2 separate regions of the Homo sapiens genome follow, and region 1 is linked to region 2. A link is a contact called in ENCODE Hi-C data. All regions are on one chromosome and are shown on one strand. Each heading gives the region's core, a stretch centred on a gene start or an enhancer-like site at or near the end of the contact. The rest is flanking DNA. Distances are from core to core; before and after follow the strand shown. Region 1 overlaps OSBPL3 (oxysterol binding protein like 3). Region 2 overlaps LOC105375199 (a long non-coding RNA gene).

What was found. Hi-C counts contacts between places; a loop is a spot of excess contacts on that map. Pooled maps may share reads with other maps.
Region 1: a map with no recorded cell type shows a loop between it and region 2 (6-fold over the local background). The contact joins two enhancer-like sites. A Hi-C loop is called at or near these places in 3 of 37 single-sample maps with no recorded cell type and 3 of 50 pooled maps.

What each region holds. Positions count from the first base shown.
Region 1 is chr7:24,908,575-24,912,978 of GRCh38, reverse strand. The region is part of intron 1 of OSBPL3 (oxysterol binding protein like 3); the gene reads left to right. Among named protein-coding and RNA genes, the nearest start is that of OSBPL3, 69 kb to the left of the region's middle. RefSeq lists an enhancer at 2,150-2,299. Within about 2 kb of position 1,703, at least 4 of the 41 ENCODE cell types and tissues checked have a DNase peak (open chromatin) inside an H3K27ac peak, as active enhancers do.
Region 2 is chr7:25,965,812-25,970,154 of GRCh38, reverse strand. All of the region lies in intron 6 of LOC105375199 (a long non-coding RNA gene), which reads left to right. Among named protein-coding and RNA genes, the nearest start is that of MIR148A, 18 kb to the right of the region's middle. RefSeq lists enhancers at 1,158-1,597, 2,048-2,107. Within about 2 kb of position 1,539, at least 5 of the 41 ENCODE cell types and tissues checked have a DNase peak (open chromatin) inside an H3K27ac peak, as active enhancers do.

The DNA.
Region 1 (4,404 bases), core at 454-2,953, 1.1 Mb after region 2:
GTTGGCTAGCTTGAGCTTACTCACATCGTGGTGGCTGAGTTGAAGGGCAAGCACCCTGAGACAACAGGACAAGTGGAAGTTACATTGCCATTTCTAATGCAGCCTCAGAAGTCACGAAGCATCATTTCTGCCATAATTAGAAGCCACTCAAATTTGAAGGATGGGAATATAGAAGCCATCTATTGATGAAGAAGTGTCACGGTCACTTTGTTAGAGGAGCATGTGGGATGGGATGTACATTGGTATGGTCGTCTTTGAAAAATACATCTTCCACACCCAGTAATGATGAATCAGAACTGGCATCAGCTTGCTCTAAGCCATAAATAAGCCTTGACGTCTGCCTTGGGTCTGGAGACTGGGTGCTTCTCATTTTCAGGAGCTATGATTGTCATTGTTCTGTGCTGGGGCTGTTCTGTCTTTGGGTGTGAGGATGGGAGAGTTGCCTTTTGCATAGTACTCAGAGTTCTTTGATGAAAAACGGTAAGCACAGAATGGTTTATTAGAATGCCCTTAATGTGCTAAACTCCCTAAATCAATGGATGTCTGCAGTGAATCTGCAACATAGGGGAATATGCAAGGAAGATCAAGGCCCTGGTTGCTGAATTTGATTTTTAAAATTAATTTGATGGAATCCAGCTTAGAGTTTTAACACATTACTTACATCCCACATTTTGACTTACATTTTCTGATTTGTAATTCCTATGAACTATTATTTTTTGGTAACATTCTTACTAGATGTAAACTCCTAAAGAATTAGGATCTATCTTTCCACAAATTTTTAAAGTTTGATAAATGGATACTTGAGAATATTTTCTTACTTCGGAGATAAAATTTAGTAAAAACCTTCTAGTAGCTAGTGTGAAGGGGAGGGAACACAGGTTATCAATTTGATAAACAAATAACCTACTACCTACCGTGTCAATTAAGAAAAAACAAAAACAAGGATGAGACAGTCTTCAAATTGCTTTTGATCTATACACTCTACTGGAGAGAATAAAATAACCATGTCATTGTTAGCATTGGGAACAGAGGTGCTTTTAGGTTTTTCTTGCCTTTTAGCTCTAGTCTACCAGTAACCACCCCACCTTTTTAAAACCTGTTTACTCTGCCTTTTCCTTTTATGTCTCTCTTTTTTCCAGTTTGCACTAGTTTAAAAGTGTCTCAGGTTAAGTTTTTTGCAGTAATCTTTCTTTCCCCTAGAAGTGAGTAAAACTTCCTGTATCCCTTTTTCTCCCCACCTATGTTCCCTAAATTAGTGATTCTCTTACAAGGAATTATTATCGCCCCTGCAGTTTTGGAAGGATACCTCCAAAATATATCTTGGGGACTTCGATTTATAGAATTTGGTTTAAGCTTAGATTCTGAGTCCCAGGGTTATTTTTAGTTAAGTGGACAAACAAACTTGAAGTGTGTACATCTGATACATGACCCACTAGGGTATTTTGTTTCTTGTTATTTGAGAGTGTTCAGTTAGCACTTATAGAGCATTACCCATTGTTAGCTGGCTGTTTACATTTCTGAAAAGATGATAAGTTGATTTTTGTAGGAAATAGGGAAGTTTTAAAACTTCATGCTCACATTTCATAGTAACTCAATTGATAGTCTTTTTAGATAAGTAATGAAATGCTGCCTGTGGTTGCCAATTGTTAAAACTCTACCAAGCTTCCGCAAGCAGTTGTCGGTTAAGGGAGCGTAATAACACCCACTGATAAAATTCAAACCACCAGATGTTATTTTAAGTTCTTGGGTGGTGCTATCTTTTCTTACCCTTTAAACTGCTAAGTCACATCCTGCTTTGCATTTCAATTTGGTATAAATTGGATGCAGCAGACATAGGTCTGGCATAAGATGCTCAAACAAAATTAAATACCAAAATTAAAGAAGGCAGTTCTGTGGAGTAAATCTGTCATTTCTGGATGCAAGATTATGTTAGAGCAGTGGCTCAACCCTTGCTGTGTATCCAAATCACCTGGGAGTGTCTCAGGATGCCCTTGCCCTGGCCTCATCCCCAGTGTCTGGACCAGTTAGTATGAAATGGCACCAGGCTTTGGGATTTTGTAGAAGCTTCCCAGGGTGATCCTGTCACGCAGCCGGGGTTGAGAAATGTTGCAGGAGGTGCCCCTCCCGACCCAGCTCACAGCTTTGTCCTCCATGCTTCTCTCTACCTAGTCAAGCCCTATCCACATCTTCACGGCTCCCTGCAGGCCACCTCTTCCTAAGCTTTTTCTCACAACTCCAGCCCCACTGAGCTCTTCCCTTGTGACTGCCCATAGCACCTACCAGATGGCCCACCCTGGGGTGTGTTCTGGCTTGTTTCATTTGTGACATCTTATCTCCTTGATCACAGTGGTTTCCTCCTTGGATTAAGTTTCTGTCACTTAGTTTCCATCACTGAAGGGTTAGCACAGCAGTGGACACATAGTAGTTACTTTATAGGATATATACTGAATTGAGTTTTCATCAGTGTGCCTGTCTTCTTTTTGCCACCTGTCTTTCCACTGTAGCTTCCTTTATTAGCCCACATTTATTCATAAGTATTTCTTCCTTGTAAGGTGTTGAAGGACAAGTAAGAGTAGCTAAGCTGCAGAAGGAGGAGGAAAACTCAGCCCATTTCTGATTTCTCCATTCAGGAATGGAGGAGTTGTCATAGGACCTATGGACTCATCTCTCTCCATTCAGAACATTGATTCATCCTGATCTGTAGTGACTCTTGGGACCACGTGGGTGATAAATGCAACATGAAAGGGGCTGGCTTGCTGGAGAAGGTGAAAATGATTTGAAGATTGGATGTCTACCATCTATCCTATTTTGAGCATTTGGGATTATTTCAGGCCAGGGTAATACACACCTTCAAATTGAAAATAGTAGCTTTCGGCCAGCCACGGTGGCTCACACCTGTAATCTCAGCACTTTGGGAGGCCGAGGCAGGTGGATCACCTGAGGTCAGAAGTTCGAGACCAGCCTGACCAACATGGCGAAACCCCATCTCTACTAAAAAGTACAAAAATTAGCCGGGCATGGTGGTGTGTGCCTGTAATCCCAGCTACTCATGAGACTGAGGCAGAAGAATTGCTTGAACCTGGGAGGCAGAGGTTGCAGTGAGCTGAGATCTGAGCTGAGATCACGCCACTGCGCTCCAGCCTGGGCGAGAAAAGCAAGACTCTGTCTCCAAAAAAAAAAAAAAAAAAAAAAAAAGAAAGAAAAAAAAAACAGTAGCTTTCCTTATTTTGTCAAATAATGAAAAGGATTCTTACTGCCATAGGTTCCTGTTTCTGGCACAGGAAGCTGGCCAGGACAGAGGTGATTGGCAGCTTTCTGTTAAGACGTACAGAGGTGACCTAAGGTTCCTAATTTGAAGGCATGCCAGCTTCTTAGGGCCAATGTTATTTGTGCTATACCTGTGTAACTGAGAGATTCAAAAATTAGGTAACTTTAACACGATTAAAGTTTATTTCTCTCTCATGTAACTGTTCAGATATTGTTATTCCTTGGCTGGCATGGTGACACTATGGTCTTCAACCAGTGTGTCTTTCATTTCTGGGTCCAGCTATCACCACCTCCCAGCTCTCAGGAATGGGGAAAGGGCAGGGAACATGTGTATCTCTTTTTAGGACCATGACCTGGAAGACAAACAACTCTGCTCACATCTCATTGGCAGCCCTTAGTCACAAGCCCCTACCAAGCGGCAAAGAATGCTAGAAGTGAAAGCCTCTTATTAGATGCCCATGAACCACATTAAAACTCGAGAGTTCTATTATTAAAGAAGGGGAGAGTGGATATTGCTGGATAACAAGCCAAGGCATGCATGCTAACTTACCAAAATATCAGATCTATCAGTTATCACCCCGTTCACTGGTTTGGGTAAAAACACTCTAAATGTCAAAAGAAACCTCAAATGTATCATGAGTTCTGTGAAGTCATGGTAGAAAAGTAGAGAACTTGAGGGGGATGTTTGATGTCTCTACTTTTTGGGGAAAGGTAGACCATGTGCTTGAAAAGGACACGCAAAGTAACTACAGCACAGATAGTGTTGATAAGCCGAGTTTGGTTTGTGGAGCAGGCTCTTGCCATCTTTTGAGGACAAGTGTGTTTGGCAAGAGATTTGCTAACTTGTTTAAGAGAGTTGAACTGAAATTTGATGGGAAGGAAAAAACGTTAAAACTTGATTGGCTAGAGAACAACCGGCAGAGCAAAGATAAAAAGACCAATAACAGAGGAGGAGAACATCAGTAATTTCTTTTTAAAAAAGCCTGGGCAGCTGGTTGGTAAAATACCTGCAGCTCTTTGCCATTGTGCAGCTTATGAGAATGAAGCAAAATAAACTTGAAACATTAAAACTTGGATATAGATAGCATCACTGGATCTGTCTCACCACGGTTAGCGTGGTTCTCGTGACTAGAATAT
Region 2 (4,343 bases), core at 290-2,789:
CGACCTGTACACACAAAAAAACCTTATTTTGATGTATGTATTCTTGCAGATCACCTCAAGTCTTTGGGAGAAGGTGCAGAATAAATAAATATAAATAACATTGAACCAACAGCAGTTTCTGAGTGTGGACTGAATTACCACAGGGTGTGCAAGGGGAGTGTGTCCACCGTTTTGTAGCTTAGCATGGTTTCTGGAACTTAGTTCATGTTCAACACATGTTAGTAGTAGTAGTAGCAGTAGTTGTTGTTATTAGTATTATTATTATAACTACATGAACCGGGCATTTTAAAATTTATTTCAATATTTAATTTAGAGAAGTACATGTATATATATTTTGGAGACAGAGTCTCACTGTATCTCGAGTCTGGAGTGCAGTGGCATGATCTCACTCAGCTCACTGCAACCTCCACCTCCCAGGTTCAAGCAATTCTCGTTCCTCAGCTACCCAAGTAGATGGGACTACACGCACCCACCACCACGCCTGGCTAATTTTTTTATTTTTAGTAGAGACAGGGTCTCACCATATTGGCCAGACTGGTCTCGAACTCCTGACCTCAAGTGATCTGCCCGCCTCAGCCTCCCAAAGTGTTAGGATTACAGGCGTGAGCCACTGTGCCCGGCCCTTGGCAAGGCTATGTTAAAACAAAGGATGTTATGGGTTACCTAATAACTTGACATAGTGTATTTTTTTGTTTTGTTTTGTTTTGTTTTTGTTTTTGTTTTTGTTTTGAGACTGAGTTTTACTCTTGTCGCCCAGGCTGGAGTGCAATGGTGTGATCTTGGCTCACTGCAACCTCTGCCTCCTGGGGCCAACCAATTCTCCTGCCTCAGCCTCCGAGTAGCTGGGATTACAGGTGTGCGCCACAACGGCCAGCTAATTTTTGTATTTTTAGTAGAGACGGGGTTACACCATATTGGCCAGGCTGGTCTCAAACTCCTGACCTCAGGTGATCCATCCGCCTTGGCTTCCCAGAGTGCTGGGATTACAGGCATGAACCACCGTGCCCAGCCCATAGTGGTAATTTCTTAATGCCTTTGTGGAACCAGCTCAGTGGTTGGGACACTTTTACAGGTGAGTGGGCTTTGAAGCATAAGGCTCTTCAGGGCAAGTCCCTTAGGAGCAGCCTTATAAAGACGTAAGGCAATGCTGACCTCTCTCGTGGCATGGGTCTCCCCTCTGGGCAGCAGCCCCTGCTGATGGCGGGGATAGTTCAGAAGGAATTTGGTGGCCGGGAACGTCCTCTGTGCTGAGCGCACCCTCTAGTCCTTTGCCATGCAGCTGTGGCGATTTGCGTAGCCTGTGCTATTTATAACTGCATATTTGCTCAGAAAGAACCATCTCATTTTCTGACTGCAGCTGCCCACACGGGTCTGGCCGCCGCTGGGGTTTTCCAGCAGGCCACCACGCCGCCACATCACTTGAGAGCATCTTCCGTGGGTTCTGCCTCGTTCTCCTGCCCTCATGACGTTCTGTGGTTTCACTTTGGCTCACTCATTCATCTCACAGCCATGCATTGAGCACCTACTATGGGCCAGACACTATCCAAGGCCCTCAGAAAACTGAGTGAGACACATGTGCTGCAAATCCCTCCCTCAAGTAGCTTGCAGGCTATGAGGAAGACTGATAGGCAATTTACTGTGCAGGTTCTTAGCCTTTGGTGTTAGTTTCTACCTTCTCTTCCTCTGTTTTCAAACCAGATCCTTGGCGGGAACCTGCCATGCCGCAAGCTTGTTTTTGTCTTTCCATTCACTGTCAAACTCTACCACGTGATTGCACCCACTCATTAAATGCCCTGCAGCCTGGCTTCCTGCCTAGATCACCAGTCACTCATACCGGCTACCCTCCCTTTACCCTCACGTTTCAGTTCTCTTTTGACTGTGAAGACCTAGTGTTGGACCCAGTGGAACACCTGTGTGTCTCCGCACGTGGCGCCCGCGCTGGCTAGCCTCACTCCTTTGCTCTGCTCCCTCTGACATGGGTTCTGTCACCTCCTCTTCCCTTGGGACCCAGGAGCCCTGACTTCAACCTGATCTTCCTTCTCTCCAGTTCCCAAACCCAGCCAGTCCCAGGCCGTCGTGTTCCCTCCCATCTCTGGAGGACTCATTTGGCAAGTGTCATGATTTACCTTGTGGTTTATCAAGGGGTACTGTTGATTGGTAGTTATTTTTGTCATCTCATAATTTGAGTTTTCATGCAGATTGTGAATGGTCCTTGTTCACAGAGCTAATAAGCAGTCCCTTCTGGCTGAATCTGCTGAGGACTGGCAATAGATATTTTCCCTTCTCTTTAGCTAGTTAGCTAGTGTGCCAGGCCTGGCCTGTGAGGCCATTCCTTCCCAGCTGTGCTGTGTAATGCAGGAGGCTGGCCCTTGTGGGCTATTTCTTAGGATCCGGTGTCAGCTGCTTTCTGGCTGGGTTTGGCCAATGGAAGGCACCAATGGGAACTGCATGGTGAGAAGAAGAGAGAAGCCACAATGTTTCTCCTTGCCCTTCCCTGTCTTGAATGGCATCTACAGCTCCAGCTCCTACCAATCAGGCCCCTGTGGTTCCAGCTTCTGCAGGGTGACCTGGCTTCTTCTGGCTTCTGGTAACACTGCTTCCTCCTTTGATCCTCCACTTTAGGGGCAGTATAGCTTCCTGTCCCTGCTCATCTCTGGGTTATGTCACCGTCTCCTAGTAACTGCTCAGCTTTGTTGTCTCCTGAGCAACCAAAATACTCAGAGTGGTTTCTGTTCCCTGGCTAGATTATGGCAGACATGGTTATTCCTGCCTTCTTCCCTTCCTTCCCTCTCTTCTTCCCTTGTTCCCTCCCTTTTTCCTTCCTTCCTTCCAATTAGTTATTTATTGCTGCATAACAAATTACTCTAAAACCTAGGCAATAAGCATTTAAGAGCTCACAGGTCCTGTAAGTAAGGAATCTGGGCACAGCCTAGCTGGGCACCTCTGGCTCAAGTTGTCTCATGCAGTCAAGCTGTTGGTAAGGGTTTTGGTCTTATCTGAAAGCATGACTTGTGAGGGGGCTTCATCCCCAAGATCACTTGCTTGGTGGTCCTCAGCCCCTTGCTATGTGGCCTCTCTGCAGGACACCCTTGTGATGTGGCAGCTAGCTTCCACCAAGGCAAGCGGTTATAGAAAGGGAGAAGGGGAGAGAAAGCCCGAGACAGAAACCACTGCCTTTTTATAGCCCAATCTTGGAAGTGGCATCTGATCTCTTTTTCTGTATTCTATTTGCTACAAGTGAAGTTAATAATAAGGCCAGCCCATATTCAAGAAGACACTACACAAGGGTATGAATACCAGGAGGTGTTGATAATTGGAGGTCATCTTAGAGACTTCTTGTCTTTCTTTCCTCCTTCTCAACCTACCTCCATCCCTTTCTTCTTCCTTCTGTTCCTTCCTTCTTCCCTCCCTCTCTTCCCTCCCTCCCACTCTTCCCTTTGTTCTTCTCTCCTTCCTCCATCCTTCCTATCCTCCTTCCCTCTCTCCCTCACTCCCCCTTCCTTCCCTTTCTTTCTTTTTTCCTTCCTTCCTCCCTTCCTCCCTCTCTTGCCTCCTTCCCTCCTTCCCTTCTTGCTCCCCTCTCTCCCTCCCTCCCTTCCTCCTTTCTTTCCTCCTTCCTTCCTTCTTTCTGGAAGTGGTAGAAATTATAAGGAGATTGTTTTGGGATCTTGTGCCACAGATTGTCTTTCCAAAGCCAACTCTACCTTTTGAATCCTGCATATTTCTTTGTCTTCTCCAACACCATCAGCAAGATATAAATGAAATGGGTGTCTATGGGCTGGTTTGGGAATACCATTTGTAATACTGCATACATGGGAACTTGTACTTGACACTCTATATTCCAAATATATTAGTGAATTTTTTTTGGACACAACCTATTTGTAAATTGCCAATTCGCTGGAATAACAACAATCACAAAAGATTGTTGTTTTTGAGACACCATTTGACTCTTAATATCAGAGATATTGTCATGCGCTTCCTGATTGGTTTAATTTCACCTGGGACTGATATTAAAGGAGGTATATTGTTCACATTACAGATACAGGTTCCTCAGTGCACCTATCTGTTAGGGATGAACTGAAGCATGGAAGTTAAAATAAGGGTAATATTATTTCTTCAAAGGTACTCATCCCTTTTGGAAATGGTACTCAATTCTTTTTCTTTAAATGTCACAGAATTGCTGATGTCATCAGTAGGAAATCTAGTTTATGGACCTTCCCTCCCAATGATAGCAGTCATTCCTGTGAAATGACACCTCCTTGCTAATATTGAATTGTGGGGTGCTACACTGAGTCACTCAAAGAGGAGCTGAGAAATGAAACAAAGATTACATAGACCAGCCA